Linked DNA regions of Homo sapiens: region 2 is linked to region 1. The links are chromatin loops, found by intact Hi-C in ENCODE. Cell type or tissue: heart right ventricle. All regions are shown on one strand.

Region 1 (8,000 bases):
AATGTTTTATTGTTATCTTTTAGTAGAGATGGGGGCTGCATATGTTGCTCAGGCTGGCCTTAAACTCCTGACCTCAGGTCATCCGCCTGCCTGGGCCTCCCACGCTGATTGGGATTACAGGCGTAAGCACCGCACCTGGGCCTGCAACTCTGTCTTTAGATCTTGCGGCTTTGCTGCCTCCCACTTCTGTACAAAATGTGGCACCATGACCCCTGAAGTCCTGCCCCGTGGCTTCTGTATATGATGGGACCGTGACCACTGAAGTCCTTGCCCTGTGAGCCTTCCTCAGTGCTTTTCTTTCTGGGCATTTCTGCCCTTCCAGCATCGACCTGGCTTCATGGAGAGGAGACCAGAGGGTCCCCTCCAGAGTCATCTCTCTTGGGAGGAGCTTTGGCTTCTTAGCCTGGCATGTTTTTGGCCAGCTTCTTTCTTTCCTTAGCCTGAGGTCATGGAGGTGATGTAGGCGGGGTTTGGAGCTGTGGATGGAAATTTGAGGCCTGTGCTGGTTCAACTCCAAGAACAAAGACTACTTTGACAACAGCCAGTGAGCAGCTTCTGCTGGGAGTTCTGGGCGGGGGGCAGGGGTGGGAGGAAGAGAGGCCTCTGTGAACAGGGTGTTTCCATGTCTCAGAAACAGATTCAGTAAGAGACAGTCAGCATCGTCTTCCCCCAGCCTTTCCCTTACTGGCCTGATTGACACCGTCGCTGTCTGAGTTGTGGAGAGAGAAGGAATGGGCAGGAGAGATAGGAAACAAGGCCCTGGTGTGTGTTTTTTTCTTTCCATTTAAAAATAGGAAGTTGGCCAGGTGTAGCCTTCCCCAAGTAGCTAGGACTCGAGGTGCACGCCACTACACACAGCCAAGTTTTATTTTTATCTTTTAGTGGAGACGGGGGCTCACGCCTGTAATCCCAATGCTTTAGGAGGCCAAGATGAACAGATCACCTGAGGTCAGGAGTTCCAGACCAGCCTGGCCAACATGGTGAAACCCTGTGTCTACTAAAATTAGCTGGGCGTGGTGGCGGGCGCCTGTAATTCCAGCTACTAGGGAAGCTGAGGCAAGAGAATCGCTTGAACCCGGGAGACAGAGGTTGCAGCAAGCCAAGATCGCGCCACTGCACTCCAGCCTGGGCGACAGAGCAAGACAACGTCTCAAAAACAAAACAAAGAGGCCGGGTGCGGTGGCTAACGCCTATAATCCCAGCACTTTGGGAGGCCAAGGCAGGCAGATCACGAGGTCAGGAGATCGAGACCATCCTGGCTAACACGGTGAAACCCTGTCTCTACTAAAAATACAAAAAATTAGCCGGGCATGGTGGTGGGCGCCTGAAGTCCCAGTTACATGGGAGGCTGAGGCAGGAGAATGGCGTGAACCCGGGAGGCGGAGCTTGCAGTGAGCCGAGATTGCGCCACTGCACTCCAGCCTGGGTGACAGAGCGAGACTCCATCTCAAAACAAAACAAAACAAAACAAACAAAAGAAACCCCTGCAATTGAGGCAGTTGGGGCAGAGACGGGGGAGGGCTCCGCCTCATTCAGGAGCTGTCTAGGAAGTGACTGAGCAGAAATGAGGAAGAGAGAAGCATGGGGAAGGACTGCCAGGTTTCTGGTTTGGGGACACTGGGTGGAGGGTAGTTGGTTCCATTCATGGAGACAGGGAACCATGGCAGGGAAAGGCAGGGAGGGAGGGAGGGGAGGTGGTCACTTGTGGGAAGGTGGCCGTGCTCAGGAGGCAGCACCCTGTGCCCACGCTGGAATTCTCAGTTACCTGGCTCTAGATGAGATGAAGACAAATTATTTTTTTCTCCTTCTTGTTGGTATGAGTTCTTTTTTTAGGTTTAATTTAACACAATAAAATTCATGGTTCTTAAGGACCCAGCTCAGTGTGTTTGAACAGCTGTTATACCGATATGAACAATTATCCAAACAAGACCAAGAACATTTCCATCTCCCTGCACAGTCCCCTGCTGAGCCTCTCTGGTGACTCCCCCTCCCATCCGTCGCTTTGGTTTTCTGTCACTGTAATTTAGTTTTGCCTGTAGACCGTCATGGAAATGGAATCGTACAGTCAGTGTTATTTTGTGTCGGGCTTCATTTGCTCAGCATGATTGTGAGGTTTATCCTTGTTTTTGTATACATCAGTTTGTTCCTTCTTATTGCTGAGAAGTGTCCCATTGGACGAGCATCTTGTCACAGTGTATCCATTCTTCCAATGATGGATGTATGTGAGTTGTTGTCAGTTTGGGGTGGGGAAGGCTGTTATAAACATTTTTATGGACTTAAAAAAATTATCTTGGGTAAATACTGATGAGTAGGAATCCTGAGCGGTAGAATTCTGAGTCGATTATCAGGTAAATGAACATTTACCTTCATAAGATGGACCAAACGGTTCTTCAAAGTGGTTGTACTGACCAGGCATGGCGGCTCACGCCTGTAATCCCAGCACTTTGGGAGGCCAAGGCAGGCAGATTTCTTGAGCCCGGGAGTTTGAGACTAGCCTGAGCAACATGGCGAAACCCCGTCTCAATGGAAAATTTTCGAGTGTGGTGGTACGCGTTTCTAATCCCAGCTACCCGGGAAGCTGGAGGATCACTTGAGTCTGGGGTGCTGCGGCGAGCTGAGATCGCACCACTGCACTCCAGCCTGGGTAACAGTGAGATCCTGTCTCAAACAACAACAAAGTGTTTGCACCATTTATGTCCCCGGCAGCGGAGTGTGAGACTCGCACTTGCTCCACGTCCTCACCCGGGTTTGATACTGTGGGTGTGTTTTACTTTTGCTATTCTAGTCAGTGTGAAATCATTTTAATTTGCATTTCCTTGATGACACCTTTGCATATTCTTACTGGCTGTCCACCTATCTACTTTCTGGACGTGTCTGTTCATATCTGCTTGTTGAGAGTGTGCACTCCCAGAGCCTGGGCCACGGCTCAGCTACCTGCCGTAGATGGGGCAGGAGGGAAGGAGACGTTTGCAGAGATTTGAACCACAGGAACCAGTCAGCCCCTTGGAGCCCTGGCCCAGGCTGTGGGATTTTCGGAGGAGGCCTTCCATTTTCATCTGTCCTGTTATCAAACCAACTGCATTACTTAGTGTCTGCTTGGAAGTATCTGTCCTTCGCAGTCAGCTTACTCTTTTGGCCAAAAGGAAGCTCTGCTCCTAGATATGGATAAGGAATTTGACAGATCTCCAGCCCTGCCCCCTTAGGAGAAGGCCAGCCCCTCTGCTTCTTCCCCTGTGAGTGGACGTCCTTGGATGCATTAGCTCAGGCGAACTTGGAAGATTCTGTGGGTTTTGTGTGGCCTATTTTGAGTCTCATTGTTTGGCTTTAATCAGAAAAATAAACACTTATTTTTAATTTTCTCCCTGGCCTGGCTGAGCTAGGTTCAAACGATCTTTTTTAACTTGACCACATGTGAATGACCGGAAATGATGTCCTGTTGGGGAAATGGGTCATTTCCAAGATTTTCTCTCCAGGAAAAGTGTAACTTATTAGTTTCCTAAGAAAGGCTCTAACAGGCCACAAAGAAGTTCTTATTAAGACGTTTTCTCCTTTTATGTGGTCCTAATCACAGCCTTATCACAAACCCCAGCCCTGGTTGTTAATCCAAGGTATTTAGTTCTTGTATTTTATATACAAGGAAATAAAGAGACGCCTCCCTCACTCCTCCGCCCCCGGAAATAAAGAGACGCCTCCCTCATTCCTCCGTCCCCAGGAATGATTCGCCCAAGGGTGGGTGTTGTCTCCGGGGACCAGGATCAGGAATTACGCCCTGAATAAGGATAAAGACCTTTTTTCCCTTCACTGAAACAATCATTTTAAAAAATTTGCTGTGATCTCACTTTTTTATTTTAAATTCCTTTAATGAAACCTCACCCTCAAACTTGATACATCAGAAGATTTGCTTGGACTAAAAGTGGAATTTCCATCTTAACCACATGGCTCCGAGGTTCTGCTCTCAGGATGAATTGGGCTCCATGTCATTTTGTTTGTCACTTTCTTCTCGGACCAGCGCAGTGGCTTCACCACAGTGGGCACTGTGGTTGGATTCCGTACCTGTGAGAGAAGTTTCTAGAATCCTTTGGCTTGAAATACACATACTTGGCCACATTCTTTCTTCTGAACCGTCTTCTGTTGCCGCCCCCTGCCGGAGGCTAGAAAGAGACACCTGCAGAAAAGCTCCTCCCACCAGCTCTCCTCCCAAGATGCAGAAAGGTGACGCCCGCCAAACCCCAGCGGGTTCCCAAGAGGCCTTTGTGTTGGACGCCTCCTGCTTCTCAGTCAATGAGTCGTGTCCTTTCCCTGCTTGCCAGAAACCTTTAGCTCCACGGGTTTAAAACCAGACTCGTGGCCGGGCGCGGTGGCTCATGCCTGTAGTCCCAGCACTTTGGGAGGCCGAGGCGGGTGGATCATTTGAGGTCAGGAGTTCAAGACCAGCCTGGCCAACTTGGTGAGACCCCGTCTCTACTAAAAATTCAAAAATTAGCCTGGCATGGTGGGCGCCTGTAATCTGAGCTACTTGGGAGGCTGAGGCGGGAGAATCGCTTGAACCTGGGAGACGGAGGCTATAGTGAGCTGAGATCGTGCCACTGCACTCCAGACTGGGTGACAGAGTGAGACTCTGTCTCAAAAAAAAAAAACAAAAAACCAAAAACCAAAAACCAAACCAAAACAAAAAAAACCCAGATTCCTTTCCCTGCTCTTCACTAGTTTTTCTTCCGCTTTGTTCTCTCCTTCTCCTTCCCTCTCTGTCTACTTGTTGTTTTTTTTGAGACAGAGTTTCTCTCTTGTTGCCCAGGCTGGAGTGCAATGGCGCGATCTTGGCTCACTAAAACCTCTGCCTCCCGGGTTCAAGTGATTCTCCTGCCTCAGCCTCCCGAGTAGCTGGGATTAGAGGCGCCTGCCACCACACCTGGCTAGTTTTTGTATTTTTAGTAGAGAGAGGGTTTCGCCATGTTGGTCAGGCTGGTCTTGAACTCCTGACCTCAGGTGATCCACCCACCTCAGCCTCCCAAAGTGCTGGGATTACAGGCGTGAGCCACCGCACCTGGCCTGTCTACGCATTCTTTCATTAATTTGTTCTTTAAACACATATTAGAGCTTTTAACTGGCTCTGCGTGTTTTTTTAGGCTCTGGTTATGAATAGGGTCTCACTGACGCATCTACCCAAGCTACAGGCCTTGACATTCTCATTTCCCCCCATTCACTGGGTTCAATCAGGTTGGGGCACTATTGTTTCACTAGTCCCTTAATGAGTCCACCAACTTCCAGTCTCACCCTGTCTACACAGCTCCCAGAACAACCTGGCTACAGTACCAGTTGTTCACGTCACTGCCCTATGGGCCAGCCCTCATTACGGGTGGATCCAACCCAAACTCCCTGGCGTGGACTTCAAGGGCACCCCCTCCCCTGCCCCCAAACCCCACCTTCAAGGGCACCCCCTCCCCTGCCCCCACACCCCACCTTCAAGGTCCCCCCACCCCCGCCCGCAAACCCCTCCTTCAAGGGCACCCCCTCCCCCACCCCCAAACCCCACCTTCAAGGGCAACCCCTGCCCCGCCCCGAAACCGCACCTGGCCTTCTAGCATCCTCACCTTTGCACACTCTGCTCAGCCACACTGGTCGACCCCCAGGGTCCCCAGACACATCGCCCATTGCCGTACCTTGGAACCTTTGAGCATGATGGCCCCTGCTCCTGGGATTCCCTCCGCTTCTTCTCTCTCCGATGAGGTTGTGTACTAATGTCAGCTGTACACGTTGTCTTTTCAGCATGTTACCTCCTCTCAGAAGCCTGCCCCCACGCTGTGCAATGGTCGCTGTGCAGATCTCTGTTACGGCGTCATTGCCTGCATTCTACTTAGCTCTCGTCTGTCTCCCCTCCAGACTGTGCCCCCAGGGCTTCCAGGTCTAGCCTCATTTCTAATAGTTTGTTGCCACGATGTCACGAATTAGAGCCCTGTCTGTTAGCCCACAGGGCTCCAGCCTCACCCTCTCCCACAGCTCCCGTGGCCCTCCTAGCAGCCTTCAGAGCTTCATGGTTCACAGTCTGGAAAAACGTGTGCTGAGCTCTGCCTGCCTCTTGCTGTTTCTTGGATGCCTCGCCCTATCCCACTCCTGGCCTGCCTGGTGAAAACCGGTTCATTCTTCACAGAGCAGCTCAGACGCTACGGCCTTTCCTCTTCAGTCGCTCTAACTCACAAGGTTAGATGGTAAAAATAACGAGTATTTTGTAAAGCACTGAGCGTGTGCCCCAGACATTGTTCTAAGCATCTTCCCCGATTTCCTCTATGTGCCAGTAGTATCGCGCTTTTCCTGTATCCTAATAGTTTATGTACGCGTCCGTCTTCCGTATGGGGCTGGGCCTTCCATAAAGGAAAGAAAGGCTCGTGTATCAATTATCTTTCTGTTCCCAGCCTTTAGCACAGGGCTTCACACGTAGAAGGAATCCAGTAGTGGCTGGTAAATGCAGCTGTTTGAAAAACACAGTCGCGGCCGGGCGCGGTGGCTCACGCCTGTAATTCCAGCACTTTGGGAGGCTGAGGCAGGTGGATCACGAGGTCAGGAGATCGAGACCATCCTGGCCAACATGGTGAAACCCCGCCTGTACTAAAAATACAAAAAATTAGCCGGGCTTGGTGGCGGGCGCCAGTAGTCTCAGCTACCAGGAGGCTGAGGCAGGAGAATGGCATCAACCTGGGAGGCGGAGCTTGCAGTGAGCCGAGATCATGCCACTGCACTCCAGCCTGGGCGACAGAGTGAGACTCCGTCTCCAAAAAAAAACAACACCGTCGCTGTTCCCATAGTTGTTTAGTACGTTTGTTTAATATATTAAGAATTAGTTTTTTTGTTTGTTTTCGAGACAGAGTTTCACTCTGTCACCCAGGCTGGAGTGCAGTGGTGCAATCTCAGCTCACTGCAACCTCTGCCTACTGGGTTTAAGTGATTCTCCTGCCTCAGCCTCCCGAGTTCACACCATTCTCCTGCCTCAGCTTCCTGAGTAGCTCGGATTACAGGCGACCGCCACCATACCCGGCTAATTTTTTGTGTTTTTAGTAGAGACGGGGTTTCACTGTGTTGGCCAGGCTGGTCTCGAACTCCCGACCTCAGGTGATCCCCCCGCCCCCGCAGCCTCCCAAAGTGCTGGGATTCCAGGCGTGAGCCCCCGCGCCCGGCCAAGAGTTAATTTTGATGACATAGAATGTGCTGGGAGCTGGTGCCCCAAAGGGAACCACAAGGAGTTTCCCGTATAAATGAGGAATGAAGATGGTATTCTAGTGTGAAAGTAATTATCAGCGAACGACACTAACAGCGCTGTTGAGCTCCCCGCCCAGTGAGACTGATTCCTGGGCTTAAGAGAGAATCTCAGAGTACATAACTCTTACTTCCTACTCTCCAGGTGCTTTCTTCATTGATGGGGAGACGTACATGAAACACGCTTAGAGCAAAGGACGCCTAGCGTGTTCTAAATGACCACAATAGGGGATGTGGTCATGAGCCGGATTGGGAGTCCTGTACGTCGTAGCCTGTGTTGACTTCCTTGAGCACCGTTGTTCTTAAGTCCCTCTGTCACCTGAAATTTCAATAGCTTTTTTGACAACATGTGAGATTGAGTGTCTTAGTATTCACTTTGGGAGCCTGCCTTTTTTTCTGGGCACCTGCATTTCCTTTCTTTTCTTTTCTTTTCTTCTCTTCTCTTCTCCTTTCTTTCTTTCTTTCTCTTTTCTTTTCTTTCTTTTCTTTTTTTTCTTTCTTTTCTGATGGATTCTTACTGTGTCGCCCAGGCTGGAGTGCAGTGGCACGGTCTTGGCACGCTGCAACCTCCACCCCCCCAGGTTCAAGCGATTCTCCAGCCTCAGCCTCCCAGGTACCTGGGATTACAGGTGCACGCCACCACGCCCGGCTAATTTTATATTTTTAGTAGAGACGGGGTTTCACCCTGATAGCCAGGATGGTCTTGATCTCCTGACCTCATGACCCGCCCACCTTGGCTTCCCAAAGTGCTG
Region 2 (8,000 bases), 52 kb before region 1:
GTGTCTTGAGTCCATAGGTTGAATCGAGTGGCGTGCTGGTGAGAGGGACACACTCCAGCCATCTTTTGGAGGACAATCGATGGAAGCACAAGCAGGAGCTGGAGGTTTTTTTTTTTTTTTTTTTTGAGATGGAATCTTGCCCTGTTGCCCAGGCTGGAGTGCAGTGGCACGATCTTGGCTCGCCGCAACCTCCACCTCCTGGGTTCAAGCGATTCTCCTGCCTCAGCCTCCTGAGTAGCTGGGATTACAAGCATGCACCACCACATCCAGCTAATTTTGTATTTTTAGTAGAGACTGGGTTTCACCATGTTGGTCAGGCTGGTCTTAAACTCCCGACCTCAGGTGATCCACCTGCCTCCACCTCCCAAAGTGCCGGGATTATAGGCGTGAGTCACTGCGCCCGGCCTAGGCTGCAGGTTTTATTCCAGGCAAGGATGTGGCTGGCATGGTATCTAGTGGGATGTTATGAAAGCTGGCTTTGTTCTGCAGGATGGCAACAGTCAATACCCGCATGAATAGCAGGCTCTCCCAGCTCTCAGAGCAAGCTCCTTCTGTGATTCCTGGGCGTGTTCTGCAGAGCTCAGGGTCTTAGACACAGTAGACGCTCAGTAAACACGTGTGGAGTGAATGAGCGCAGAGCTCATTGATCAGAGTGCATGTTTGTTGCAGCCGCCAGCACATCCTAAAGCTGGATCCTGAAGTGTCTTGGTCTTTTCCTACAACCTTGCCAGACCTTTAAGCATCTCCTTGTCCCGCCGGCCATGACCGAGCGGAAGCCTCCCACTTCTCAGTGTTCTTCAGCTGGGGGGTTTCTGGCTGTCACACAGACCACATGATATAGGAGGTGGGGGTTTTGTGCCAGAGGATTCCCAGATACGAAGGAATTGGAGCAGAGTCCTGCGGCTGTTTAAAGAGCACAGCAAGGCCGGGCGCGGTGGCTCACACCTGTAATTCCAGCACTTTGGGAGGCCAAGGTGGGCAGATCACCTGAGGCCAGGAGTTCGAGACCATCCTGGCCAACATGGTAAAACCCTGTCTCTAGTAAAAACACAAAAATTATCTGGGCGTGGTAGTGCATGCACCTGTGATCCCAGCTACTCAGGAGGCTGAGGCAGGAGAATCACTTGAACCTGGGTAGTGGAGGCTGCAGTGAGCCGAGATCACACCACTGCACTCCAGCCTGGGAGACAGGGTGAGAGACCCCATCTCAAAAAACAATAAATAAATAAAAAAAAATAAAGAGCACAGCAAAATGATGCAATAATGAGTGGCAGCAAGTGAGGACTCTGTCCAGACAGTCCGCTTGGGACTGGGCTAAAAGAATGTTCTTTCTTTTCTTTTTTTTGAGATGGCGTCTTCCTGTCACCCAGGCTGTAGTGAAATAGCACGATCTCGGCTCACTGCACCCTCCGCCTCCCGGGTTCAAGCGATTCTCCTGCCTCAGCCTCCCAAGTAGCTGGGATTACAGGTGCGTGCCATCACGACCAGCTAATTTCTGTATTTTTAGTAGAGATGGGGTTTCACCGTGTTGGCCAGGCTGGTCCCGAACTCCTGACCTCAGGTGATCCACCCACCTTGGCCTCCCAAAGTGCTGGGATTACAGGCATGAGCCACTGTGCCTGGCCGAGAATTTGGGTTGGAATTTGGCCAGACTTGGGAATTTCTTGACTGTAAGTCACCAATTCAGCGTCTTTTCCAGAAATGACTTTCTATACTTCTCTTACTTCCAGAAGTAAGTTTTCTTCTTATTGTACTTTTTTTTTTTTTCTTTGAGACAGAGTCTCGTTGTGTTGCCCAGGCTAGAGTGCAGTGGTGCTATCTCGGCTCACTGCAAGCTCCATCTCCCGGGTTCACGCAATTCTCCTGCCTCAGCCTCCCCAGTAGCTGGGACTACAGGTGCCCGCCACCACGCCCGGCTAATTTTTTTGTATTTTTAGTAGAGACAGGGTTTCACCGTGTTAGCCAGGATGGTCTCAATCTCCTGACCTCGTGATCCGCCTGCCTGAGCCTCCCAAAGTGCTGGGATTACAGGCGTGAGCCACCGCGCCCGGCCTCCCGGGGTGCTGGGATTACAGACGTGAGCCACGGCGCCTGGCCTTCTTATTGTACTTTCTAAATTTCCCCATAGTCTGCATGTATGACTTTTATAATCATAAAGTGAAAAATAAAATGCCTTTTTAAAAATTAATTGAAGTTTGAGAACATCGTGTCATTTGTTTTAAATCACATAGTGAGGCATGCCACCCATTTCCCCTCCTGTTTATTTTTCAATTAATAAAAGGCAAGGGATGTTTATGCTTGAGGCTTGAGGACCTTGGCTGCTTGTATTGGAATCCACGACTTTAGTCCAAATTGATAAGTGTTCTGGTATTTGTGGAGGCTTTTTATTTATTTTATAAAAACCAGCTTACACGAAGGCACATTTCTAAAGTTGACCACGTAGGCTTCAGGATAAACAGCTTTCTAGTTAGTGCCTCGTGAATAATACGGATATGGATTTACTGGAGGTGTCTTGAATGTGTTCTTATTGCATTGTTTTAAGTTAGTGGGAGGCCAAGATGAAAGGGGGAATTTCAAGATAAGCTGTGTGAGTCATTTGGTGTTGCGGTGGGGAGTTGAGAGGGATGGAATTTGCCTTGGCATTCACGCAGAGTCCTGGTGCAGAAAGTGTGTATCCAAGCAGAAGGTGGCCTGGGCTTGTCGGAGTCAAGGGGCCCTCATTTTGGCTGGGATTTGGGAAGTGAGCATGTCGTGAGTCTAATATTAGAAAACCAGTTCTTCCCCTTCCCCCACCCCCATCCTGAAAGCTTTTCTGTCCCTGTCGCGATGTGTGCCCGGAGTCTCTCCCGCTCCTGTCTCGAGTGCTTTCTCTGTGAGCATTCATTTAATTTACTTCTTGGCTGCCTATCTTTTTACTAATCAGATTTCCTCCTCTGGCCGAGCTCTTCTCCCAAAGGCCTCAACTTTGTCTTCAGCTGCCTCGCACCAGTTAGGGGGTTCTGTGTTTCAGAGGTGGACGTTGGCTTCTGTAAGTGGTAACTGCAAATCTGGAGTACAGAATCACATCAGATCCACAAGAGTTTTCTGTTCTGTGGTTGGTTGTGTCGTTTCTCGGTCCTCGTGGCCCCAGAATGATCTTGCCTTCTGGAACCTCTCGGGACTTTTTCGCCCACTTGGGAGCTTCGGGCCACAGCCTTTGATGTTAGTGGGAAGGGATATTACAAGTGGTCATGACGACTGAAACTGAGCAGGTTCAAGAGGACGGGCTGGGCTGGGCGCGGTGGCTCACGCCTGGAATCCCAGTACTGAGGGAGGCCGAGGCGGGCGGATCACCTGAGGTCAGGAGTTCGAGACCAGCCTGGCCAACATGGAGAAACCTCATCTCTACTAAAAATATAAAAATTAGCCTGGCGTGGTGGCGGGCGCAGATGACTTATGCGAAGCCGGCCACAACAAGGCACTCCCCACCCACTCAGCTGCTTGTCCGGGGACCACACAGCCCACTCGCTGCCCACTGATGGCAAAAGTCGGTGCCTCTCAGAAGCCTCTTCCGGTGATGGGTCCTTGCTGCTGACCCCACTAGAGCTCACACAGGGCAGGGGCCCAGAACCTGGGGAAACTAGCCCTAGAGATCCTTTAAAATCCAGCCTGTGTTTTCTTAGAAGGGGCTCAGGCCTTCCCCTGAAGCTGCCTTACTCGCTGAGGAGACGACGACTGGACCCAACGCCGCCTCAGAGTTTTGTTTTGCTGAAGACCTGCGGTTTCCAAACTGATGAATAACCAGAAGGACTGGTTAAATGCGGATTCCTGGGCCCCATCCCAGAGTTCTTGACTTGGTAGGTCCAGGCTGGGGCCCAGTAGTTTGCAATTCTAGCAACAGTTCCCAGGCAACCCGGAAGCCGTACGTCCAGGGACCAGAGTTTAAGAACCGCCGCCTAGGACCAAAACAAGGCCGGTTTGGGTTGGTAGCTGGGCAGGTAGACAGACTCTTCAGATCAGCTTTGCCTTAGCTTTTTTTTCCAGGATTCCAAATAATTAAACATTTCTAAAATTGTTCGTTTTGTTTTATTTTTGAGATAGGGTCTTGCTCTATTGCCCAGGCTGGAGTGCAGTGGTGCAATCTCAGCTCACTGCAACCTCCGTCTCCCAGGTTCAAGCGATTCTCCTGCCTCAGCCTCCCCATTAGCTGGGATTATAGGCACCCACCACCACACCTGGCTAATTTTTGTATTCTTAGTAGAGATGGGGTTTCACCGTCTTGGCCAGGCTGGTCTTGATCTACTGGCCTCGAGTGATCCCCCCGCCTCGGCCTCCCAAAGTGCTGGGATTACAGGCGTGAGCCACTGCGCCCGGCCAAAAATTTTTTTTTTTTTTTTTTTTTTGAGACGGAGTCTTACTCTGTCGCCCAGGCTGGAGTGCAGTGGCGTGATCTCAGCTCACTGCAAGCTCCGCCTCCCGGGTTCATGCTATTCTCCTGCCTCAGCCTCCCGAGTAGCTGGGACTACAGGCGCCTGCCACCACGCCCGGCTAATTTTTGTATTTTTAGCAGAGACAGGGTTTCACTGTGTTAGCCGGGATGGTCTCGATCTCCTGACCTCACGATCCGCCCACCTCGGCCTCCCAAAGTGCTGGGATTACAGGTGTGAGCCACTGCGCCCGGCCAAAAATTTTTTTAAAATAAATAACATGTGCTTATGGCGAAAACAAAATCAAGTAGTATACATAGGCTTATTATATGACTTTATCTTTCTTGTTTTTTTTTTTTGAGACAGGGCCTTGCTCTGTCACCAGGCTGGAGTGCAGTGGTGTGATCTCTGCTCACTACAACCTCCGTCTCCCAGGTTTAAGCATTTCTTCTGCCTCAGCCTCTCCAGTAGCTGAGATTACAGGCACACACCACCACACCCAGCTAATTTTTTTTTTTTTTTTTTGGATGGAGTCTCGCTCTGTCGCCCAGGCTGGAGTGCAGTGGCGCGATCTCAGCTCACTGCAGCCTCGACTTGCTAGGCTCAGGCAATTCTCCCACCTCAGCCTCCTGTGTCGTTGGGCCTACAGGCGTGCGACACCACACCCGGCGAACTTCAACATTATGTGTTGGTTTTCTGCTAGGCTAGAGATCGATTTAGCTCCCTTAAAAGCAAACTCACCAGCCGGGTGCGGTGGCTCACGCCTGTAATCCCGGCACTTTGGGAGGCTGAGTCGGGCGGATCATGAGGTCAGGAGTTCGAGACCAGCCTGACCAACATGGTGAAACCCCATCTCTACTAAAAATACAAAATTAGCTGGGCGTGGTGGCTCACACCTGTAGTCCCAGCTACTCAGGAGGCTGAGGCAGGAGAATCACTTGAACCCGGGAGGCAGAGGTTGCAGTGAGCCGAGATCGCACCACTGCACTCCAGCCTGGGCAACCAGAGCGAGATTCTGTCTAAAAAAAAAAAAAAAGCAAACTCAACTTTCTTTGTCCTCTTGGTATACCACCATTTACGGTTTTCCTGGTTACACTTTTAGCATTTAATAACATGTTTATGCCTTTACTCCTTATCCTTCAATAGGACTTTGGGAACGTTGGTGTCTTTCTATCCTGCCCATCAGGTCTCCTGCACTTCCTTCCTATTTTTTGTACCTTTAGCTTTGTCAAGGTTGTTCGTATTTACATTGTGTTGTGTCACCGGGATTCATGCTTTGTGTGTAGTTGAAAATCAGCCAGTCAATCAATAGGGGCATTGTTGTGTCTGTAAATATTGTTTGTGGCAAGTTCAAGTGGTATTTTTTTTTCTTTTTTGAGACGGAATCTCGCTCTGTCACCCAGGCTGGAATGCAATGGCACGATCTCAACTCACTGGCAACCTCCGCCACCCGGCTTCAAGTGATTCTTCTGCCTGAGTCTGCTGAGTAGCTGAGATGACAGATATCCGCCATCACACTGGCTAATTTTTGTATTTTTAGTAAAGATGGGGTTTCACCATCTTGGCCAGGCTGGTTTTGAACTGTTGACCTCACGGTGATCTGCCTGCCTCAGTCTCCCATAGTACTGGGATTACAGGTGTGAGCCACTGCACCCAGCCTGAGTCCCCTTTTTAACTTGGAGAGTCCCCTTTCCTGGGAGTTACCAGTCCTCCTCCATTCCAGACACAGGTGGTTCTCTGGGTCGGCTACACAGCTGTCATTCTGGAACTTTCTTCGGTACTTTCCTGAGTTGGATTTTATTCTAACCCCCGTCATTGATTGATTCCAAAGTTTTTTTTTTTTTTCTGTAGTTCAGATACCAGTTAGATGTGTTACCAAGGAGATCTTAAAGAGCAAACTGCATTTTCGAGAGCAGAGCTTTAAAATTTAGTATGTGAGTTCAACAGGTTACGTGTAAATGGGAATCAGCTGTCTTTGGATTAAACACTACTACACAGTTTTTTTTAAGAAGATTAAAAACGGAAGTGAAGCAAGGATTCCAAACGCTCTTTCCAGAGCAGCCCAGCTGCTTTGCAACCTGGACTTGAGCCTCCTCCGGTTGGGTCAGTCTGGAATCAGAGCCGCCTCCAGGGATTGAGGGATGCGTGGTAGGTATGGTGGGAAATGCTAAGCTAAGGTTGAACCCAAGTCCTGAGTTGAAATCCCGGTTTTAGTTCCTGTTAGCTGGTTGATCGCCCTTCTATTTTGGACAATAAGCCCAGCCTTCCTGGAATATTGGGAAGGTTAAATAAACCAGAGGGTAGGGGGGCACACTGGAAAACTGGGATGTTCTTCACAGACAGGTTGTCATTGTGAAGCTGTGAGATCAGATGTTGGATCTTGCTACAGGAGCTAAACCTGCAAAAGCTGTAAGTGAAGACCGAGCTGGAGTTTCGTGCACAGTCAAAACGTGTAGCCAATTGGACATATTTAATAACGTGAACCAGTGTTTTCCTGCAGGACTCACCAACTCAAATGCCAGTAGAGGGCCAGGCAGGTGAAGCGAGTGGCCTGGGCCAGGTGGTGGGGGACAGAGTGGAGGGCCGCAGCCAGCCCTCGGGGAAAGCCGGCGCTCACCTCCAGCTGCCTGTTGCCGTAATGAAGGCCGACGTTGCCAGCTCTTCTGATTTTTCAAGCTAACAAACTGGGTTTTTATGTGAAGCTAGTTAAGTTTTACATGCTGTTAGCCAGTTAAAATTTTTCTTGACATTGGGCAAAGCCAAACAAAGCACATATGCCATTCACTAATTTAAGGCCTCGGCTTTACTCTGTGGGAATTAAGTGTGAATTGCAAACAGTTCCTAAAAGTTATGATGTGTATTGCATTTATACAGCTGATTACGCGTTTAGGCCATTTGCTCATCTGCTAGTCTTCTTGATATCTGCACATGTGAGCGGTATTCTCCAGTATCTTTTATTTCCTTAATTATTTTTTGAGACAGAGTCTCACTCTGTCACCCAGGCTGGAGCGCAGTGGCATGATCTCGGCTCACTGCAAACTCCGCCTCCCGGGTTCAAGCGATTCTCCCTCCTCAGCCTCCCGAGTAGCTGGGATTACAGGTGCCCACCACCACGCCCGGCTAATTTTTGTATTTTTAGTAGAGATGGGCTTTCACCATGTTGTCTAGGCTGGTCTCAAACTCCTGACCTCAGGTGATCAGCTTGTCTCCGCTTCCCAAAGTATTGGGATTACAGGCGTGAGCCACCGCGCCCAACCTTCCAGTACTTTTTCAAGGGAATTAAGGATAATGTTGAGATGAGCACAGCCAGAATGGATCTTTTTAGAACACAGTGAGAAACTTCCCTCTAGGTTAATGGTATTCATCCACTAATCCAAGCTTCAGGGGTGTGGTGGTTGGCCAGTTACCAGTTCACATTATCCAGCCTGTGGATCTATGTTGTCCACAAGGATTCCATAGGAAATCTCACCGAATGCTTTTCTGATGAAGTCAGATGTGCTTGGCAGAGCACGTTACCCAAACTGCCACTCTTTGGAATGAGATGTGAAGTTAGCTGGGTGTCGCTTTTTAAAGAGGTGGTGCTGTGGCTGAGAC

What was found. Hi-C counts contacts between places; a loop is a spot of excess contacts. Peaks named below come from ENCODE experiments on the same cell type or tissue, not always from the same donor. Only the 100,000 strongest peaks of a DNase experiment are listed, where the experiment ranks them.
Region 2: it touches region 1 in a loop (2.1-fold over the local background); 9 of 110 quality-filtered maps call a loop at or near these places.

Annotation. Positions count from the first base shown.
Region 1 is chr17:875,933-883,932 of GRCh38, reverse strand. The region is part of intron 1 of NXN (nucleoredoxin); the gene reads left to right. Among named protein-coding and RNA genes, the nearest start is that of MRM3, 98 kb to the right of the region's middle. In heart right ventricle, a CTCF peak has its summit at 4,145 (motif pointing left); DNase peaks (open chromatin) are centred at 522, 3,175 and 4,202; H3K4me3 peaks cover 467 bases; H3K27ac peaks cover 5,267 bases.
Region 2 is chr17:928,217-936,216 of GRCh38, reverse strand. All of the region lies in intron 1 of NXN (nucleoredoxin), which reads left to right. Among named protein-coding and RNA genes, the nearest start is that of NXN, 48 kb to the left of the region's middle. In heart right ventricle, no CTCF peak of the experiment used is centred here; a DNase peak (open chromatin) is centred at 3,247; H3K27ac peaks cover 1,294 bases.